2 separate regions of the Mus musculus genome follow, and region 2 is linked to region 1. The links are chromatin contacts, found by POLR2A ChIA-PET in ENCODE. All regions are on one chromosome and are shown on one strand. The core of a region is the stretch at or near the end of the contact, and the rest is flanking DNA. Distances in the headings are between cores, read along the strand shown.

Region 1 (3,215 bases), core at 279-2,778:
CTAGGGCCTTCCCTTCCACAATTAATCTTTCCACACCTTCCCTCCTGTGATTATTCCCCCAAGCTTTAACAACAGTTGACTAATTCACAGCATTTCTGCTTCAAAGCTTTCAAAACACTGTGGGGTGGGGGTGCTGGCGGAGGCGATTGCTTGGCTCCACAAGCCACGCCCTTTCCTTCTTAAAAATTGGTTATTTTTGCAGTATGTTATTACCATCTATCAAGAACACACTCCTGTAAGGAAACCCAACTTCCATGCTTCACTCAACTGGTAAATTCTCAACTCTTAGGATGCTGAACACCTATACTTCAATGTAAATAAAAACACAAGGTTTGGGCCGTGAGAAATGTTTATTCTCTACTCTTTCAACTGTAGTACCCAGGTCCTGGATACCAGAGCCAATCGAGCAATTGAAAGTCTCACCAGCCGTTCGTGTAGAGGAAACGCTTTCAAAATATATCATTCATCTTCATCTTCGATAGCAGTTTATCCATATATCCTTTATAAGCATCATTAAGTATTGGTGCTTAAGATCTCTGTCACGAGGTAAGCTTTCAAATTTATAGGTACATGCGCTCGTGGAGGGGCAAAGGGACCTTTTCTTCTATTTATTTTTTCTTTTATTAGAACAAAAGGCAGCTTGAGTACACTTCAAAGTCTGGGAGTTGCTGTTTGACAGGCAGGCTGCCTTTGAGAAAGCCGTTCAGTGCATTAAATTAACCGACTCCTGGCCAAATCAAATTCAAGGGGAAAAGTATTTCCCATGCCTAGAGTGACAAACGGAATTACGAGGCACGCTTAAGCAGACTGTCAAACTTTTATGTTTACTTAAAAAAAAAAAAACTCCACACAGATGGAAAAGTCTGGTCCGTGGCAGCCTTGTGTGCCAGGAGAGGCTCACCTGTACACACACCACAGGCACGGGTCTTTCCCGGGCTGTCCGCACTGGGGGAGGGGATGGGTGGACATCGCTAGACCTTTGTCCCGGGGGCCTGGGGAGGGACGACTTTCTGGAGGCTTCGCAGCCACCTGCACTCTGGGAAGCCACACACAGTGTGGCCCTCCGGGGTCGTCCTGGGGCGAGCTTTGTGGGTGGGTGGGAGCATGGGCGTTCCCACCTCGGGGGCGGCGGGTGGCCCCACGCTCTGGCTGGGATGGGGTGAGCCACCGCTCCGTGGATTCAGAGTGGGAACCCCGACTAGATCAGCTCTGGGACAGGCCCAGGGTGAAGCGGCCCCGCCGCGTCCGCACCGCCACCGTGAGGCCGTGCCGGGGACGGTGCCCCGTGGAGGTGGCGCTGCCGCTTCGCGCTCATCTCCCCGCCCGTCTCCCCGCCGCCGCTGCCGCCGCGCCGGGCTGGGCTCGGGCGGGGGCATCCGCTCCGGTCTCCCCGCGCTTTCGCGCTCCCGCTTCGCGTGCGGCGGCTCGATCCGGGGAGGGAGTGAGGGAAGGGGTGGAGGTGGCGGGGGGAGGCCGAGGGGCGGATCCTGCCTGGGGGCTGATCCCTCCCTCCCCTCGGCCGGGCTCCGTGGCGGGCGGCAGCGGTGGTGGCGGCGGTGGCTCCATTCCCCCTCCTCCCCCGGGAGAGGCGGCCGGGCCCGGGGAGACGGAGCGGAGGGCCGGAGCGGGAGGAGGCCGCGCTCCCTCAGCCGGGCCGCGCACGGAGCTGCTCGCTCGCCCGGCCCGCTCGCCCGGCCGCTCACCCGGCCGGCCGCGCTCGCGCTCAGGGGGCCCCCGAAGCTAGGGGCCCGGCCGGCGGCTGAGGTAAAATGGGGGCGGCGGCGGCGGGGCCGGAGCGAGCGGGGGCGGCGGGGGCCGGCGGGGAGCGAGCGCTGCGCGCGAGGGGGCGGCCGGGGCGCACAGGGGTGTCCCGATGGGGCGTGGGGGTGACGCGCGACCTCTCCCCCGGAGCGAGGGCGGCGACGAGGCCGGGAAAAGCGCGCGGAAGGGAGCTGCAAAGCGAGGACCCCCTCCCGCACCCGCCATCTTGTTTCTCCCCGGTCCTGGCAGCCAAACGGCTAAGCCCCGCCCTCCCCGTGCTCCCCTATTGGCCTGGCTAGACCAGAGTCCCGCCTTCAGGGGCCGCCCTCGGCGCACGGGTTCCCCCTTGACGGGCAGGTTGGGCGGCCAATAAGTGCTTGCATCTCCGCGTCCTCCCCCCCCCTCCCCACCCCTCCGCCGTTCGCTGGCGCTCGCTTTCTCTGTGAGGGTCGGACTCTGCGTCTATCTGTGGTGCGCCTACCCTCTGGGTTGTTTTTTTTAGGGGGAGATATTTCTCTTTTTTCTCCTTCGGGGGGTGTCGTGAAGATTCCACTGGAAGAGGAGTCCCTTTAAAGGGACAGAGACCTTGTCTGGAGTCTTACCTGGTCTCATGAGTCCCTTGTGTGGCGTGCAGGGCGGGTTCCGTCCAATTGTTGAAACTCCTCATTCGGGGGCCAGGGTGAGGTGGTCGAGTTGGGGATCCCGGGTCGCTAAGAACGTCTCTGAAGGGGGCTGTTGGGGGTACTCGGCAGTGTGTGTATGGGAAGAGTTGTGTACGTGAGGAAACTCCCGCCAAAAAAAAAATACCAACCCTGGTCTAGTTGTTAGCTCCTTGTAGGCGAAACTCTTGGTTTCCCCTGGCAGTAGCCCAGCTGGGTCCCATGGGTTTGCCCCCTGTGATCGCATCGCGGGAGCCCCGAATGGGGATGGAGACGACTTCTGAGACTACAGGATGGGGTTCTTGTAGATTCTTCAAAATCGATACTGAAGTGTGTGTTTCCTCTCCAGAGGCTGCTTGCCTTTGGAGAATTGGGGAATGGAATCTGTTGGCTGGGACTACTTTTGAGACCTTGAGGTTGGTACGGGATCTCGTGCCCTCAGGGCTTCGGGTTGAACAGAAGTGCGGTAAAGGTCCTTTAGCTCCAAATGGTGGTGTATGCCTGCCTCAGGTTGCTCCACAGCCAGGTTAACTTAAGTCACACCTTGGGACTGAGAGGCCTTTACACTGTGGTTGTCAATGGTGACTTATTGATCATCCTTAAGAAGTAGATATTTCTGCCCTTGCTTTTATTACATTTTTATTTTTTTTAAATTTTATGTGCCTGGGCATGTTGCCTGATATATGCCGGGTTCCCCAAGAATTCAGAAGAGGGCTTCCAATACCCTGGAACTGGAGTTACTGGAGTTGTGATCCACAGTGTGGGTGCTAGGCATCCTCTTAAATGCTGTTATTT
Region 2 (3,527 bases), core at 1,017-3,516, 57 kb after region 1:
CACTGCTCCCCCATCTCTAGTCTCCAGTCCCCAGCTTCTGATGTCATAGCTCAACCTGCCCTCTCTCCCTCCCTCTTTGTTCCTCCTGAGGCAATCTAGCCTTGCACAATGTAGCAGTTAATTACAGGGCGCCTTGGCTGCATCTCTGGTTACTTCACAGTTGCTTGTCAGAGTCCCAGGAAACCTGTCAGTATCTGGTCTGTGGTCTGGGGGAGTTGAGGCGGCATTTCTCCTTGTTCTCATTGCCAAAAGCCATTGGCTTCTTCCTGTTACATGTCCCCGACACACACACACACACACACACACACACACACACACACACACACACACACACAACCTGCCTTCCAAATCTGACAATTACATGTCTGAAGCTCTGTGTAAGATGGAACCCTGGAAGGCTCCCTCCTTAGTGGGTGCTGGACTCTGTATTGCCAGTTTGGATCAATGAAATCATCAGTTGACAGGAACTCCAGGAAAGACATCATTGTCCCCACCTATAGAGTGGCTGGGGCCAACTGGGACTAGGAGAGAGACAACTTGTCTCAGTTCTAATTCTGGTCCTGCTACCATGGGGTGATGGTGACAGTGACAGTGATGGCTGTGAGGGTGGAGGAGGAAAGAGAGGAGGGAAGAGAAAAAGGAGGAGGGAGAATATGGAAGAGGAGGGAGAGGACAGGGAGAGACGGAGGATAAAGGAAAGGTGGAGTGGGGAGAAGGCAGGGGAGGAGGGGGAGGGGAACGAGGAGGAGAAGGAGGAGGAGAAGGAGGAGGGAGAAAAGTCAGAGGAAGAGTGGGAGGAGGGAGAGGAGGGGAAAGAGGAGGAGTGGGAAGAGGGGAGGATGCAGAGGAGGAGGAGGGAGAGCAGAGAAGAGGAAGAAGTAGGGGAGAGGGAGGAGGACGGGAAGGAGGGGACTAGGAAAGCTTTTTGCTGCCTTAGTGATCCGCAGTGACCTTTTTGGGTGAGAAAATCCCTCCTCTCAGAAATCATGCTGAGTAGCCCTAGAGCTAACCCTGGTCCCCAAGCCCCTGTCCCTTACCAAAACATCTCTCTGCCCTGACCCTGATGAGGAGACCCAGACACCCCACATGAGACCTCATGACCCCCGACCCCTGACCCCCATCCACAAGCTATCTATTCATGTGGCCATCTTGGAATGACCAAGCTCGCTGTCCTCTTCCCTCCTGCACACCCAAGAGACAGCACTCCAGCTGAAGACATGATGCTCTCTCCCTGAGGACCGGTGTTCAGTTCCCAGCACCTATATCAGGCAGCTCACAACTGCCTGTGATTCCGGCTGCAGGGCATCGGATACCCTCTTCAGGCCTCTGGAGCTGGCACAGGACTGAGAGGCAAGAGAGAAGACCTGCACGGACCAGGCCAGGGACAGGGAGATGACAGAATAAGAAGAGGTAGGAAGGAGGCTGGCGACTTCTGGCTGGTTACTGATGGACGCTGCGAAGAGGGACTCTCATTGGAGGAGTTGCCGCCATCAGATCGGCCGCCATCAGATCGGCAAGTCTATAGGGTATTTTCTTGATTAATGATTGATGGAAGAAGGCTCAGCCCACTGTGGGCGGTGCCATTCCTAGGCAGGTGGTCTGAGTCTGTGTAAGAAAGCAGGTTGGGGGCTGGAGAGAAGGCTCAGCGGTTAAGAGTAGTGACTGCTCTTCCAAAGGTCCTGAGTTCAAATCCCAGCAACCGCATGGTGGCTCACAACCATCCTCGTAACAAATCTGACGCCCTCTTCTGGAGTGTCTGAAGATGCAGTGTACTAAATAAATCTTTACAAGAAAGAAAGAAAGAAAGAAAGGAAGGAAGGAAGGAAGGAAGGAAGGAAGGAGACAGCGTGTAGCGATGGGGGAGCAAACCTGCATTGGTTCCTCTCGCCCTGCCTTGACTTTCATGATGAACCTTAAACTGTGAGCTGAAATAACCCTTTTCTCCCCAAGTTGCTTTTGGTCACGGTGTTTTATCACAGCAATGGAAAGCAAACCAGGGCAAACACCCAGAGCCATACTTCTCTGTTACAGTTTTTGCCCAGAGCCAATCCTAAGGTAAGAATAAATAGAGAGGTGTTTTGTGTAAGAACTTTCCAGAGTCTGAATGGGGTGGGGGAGGGGCATGGGGTGGTATGAGTTGCTCCTCCCCATTGAAAGCCAAAGCCATCCTGCAGCCCACAATGGAAGTGAGGGGAACACAGGCTGGGGAGGGGGCGTGGCGGATAGGGGGCGTGGCGTGTAACTCTGCGTCCTGTCAGTGAAGAGCAGCCTGTCAGTGAGGGAGGCACAGGGCGAGGCAGAGATTTTGCAACTGGATGCTGAGAGGCACCGCCTCTGTGGACACCGTCCAGAGCAGGGTGCAGGGAATGCCCCGCTCCTAGGTGCGCTCCGGATGGGTGGAGAGCGCTGAAGAGCCTGTACCTGACAGAAGTCTAGCAAGGGCATGAAGTGAGCAAGGGGTCTGCAGGACCACGCCCCTGCCCATGACTCTAAGGACTGTCTACATTTCATCCAGTACCTGGGGATCCCTATCAGCCCTTCCGGGGTACCTCTCAGCAGAGCTAAACAGGCCCAGGCAGTGGCTGGATGAACCACCCGTGGATGCCTGACTGGGCTGGTAGAGTTGCCACATTCCCTGCTCTTGGCTGGGGGAGAAGGAGATACTGAGCCAAGGCAGACAGGTGTGGGTTCTTCCTCCGCTGGGAGGCCATAGACCCCGAACATGGACGAACAGGTGTTCAAAGGAGACCCAGATACCCCTCATTCCATCTCCTTCTCCGGGAGCGGGTTCCTTTCCTACTACCAGGCTGGGGCCGTGGATGCTCTGCGAGATCTGGCCCCGAGGATGCTGGACACAGCCCATCGCTTTGCAGGGACGTCAGCGGGAGCGGTGATTGCGGCCTTGGTCGTCTGCGGGATTGAGATGGGTAAGACTTTTATTCTGGTGTCTTTGAAGGGGGCTGCTGGAGGGGGCTTCTCAGAACAGACCCTGGACAAGCTTGGAAGTGCACGGGGAGAGAGGCGGGAAAGCCTGGCAGCCAGGGTAGTCCCCCTTCACACACACACACACACACACACACACACACACACACACACACACGTCCTCCGTCCTCCTCCTCCTCCATGGGCGAGGCTTCTTTTAAATTGTAAACACTGCCTCAACTTCCCAGTGAGGAGGAGGGGTTCCCAACATGCAAACCCTGAGTTGAGGAGAAGCTGGTGACAGATGTGGGACACAGTGTGGGAGCTTCAGCTGTGCCCCGGTGGGCCAGAGGCCACAGTGCTGACCCAGGGCTATGAGCAACAGCCTTCTTGGCCCGGCCAACCCCCACCTGCTCGATGCCAGGCTGTAATGTAGAGCCCCTGTGAAGTTCTAGAATGTTCTAGAGAGAAAAGACAGCAAAATTCCGAATGGAGACGTCTCTCGTGTCATGATGGAAGGGATGGGGGTGGGGGGTGTCTGTGAACAAATTGCACCCGGCTGGGGCTAAAGGGGGAAAGGGGACCGTGTTCCAAAGATGTTTGGG

What was found. ChIA-PET counts read pairs that join two places held with the same protein, here RNA polymerase II (POLR2A).
Region 2: POLR2A ChIA-PET joins it to region 1 with 12 read pairs in Patski. The contact joins the promoter of Pnpla1 here to the promoter of Brpf3 in region 1. POLR2A ChIA-PET finds 5 or more read pairs at or near these places in 3 of 5 experiments (Patski and embryonic stem cell).

The regions. Positions count from the first base shown.
Region 1 is chr17:28,799,598-28,802,812 of GRCm38, forward strand. It overlaps Brpf3 (bromodomain and PHD finger containing, 3), which reads left to right and starts at 1,529. Exons shown (of 13, transcript NM_001081315.1): 1 at 1,529-1,764.
Region 2 is chr17:28,856,145-28,859,671 of GRCm38, forward strand. Pnpla1 (patatin-like phospholipase domain containing 1) reads left to right here and starts at 2,267. Exons shown (of 10, transcript NM_001034885.3): 1 at 2,267-2,927. The coding sequence starts at 2,723.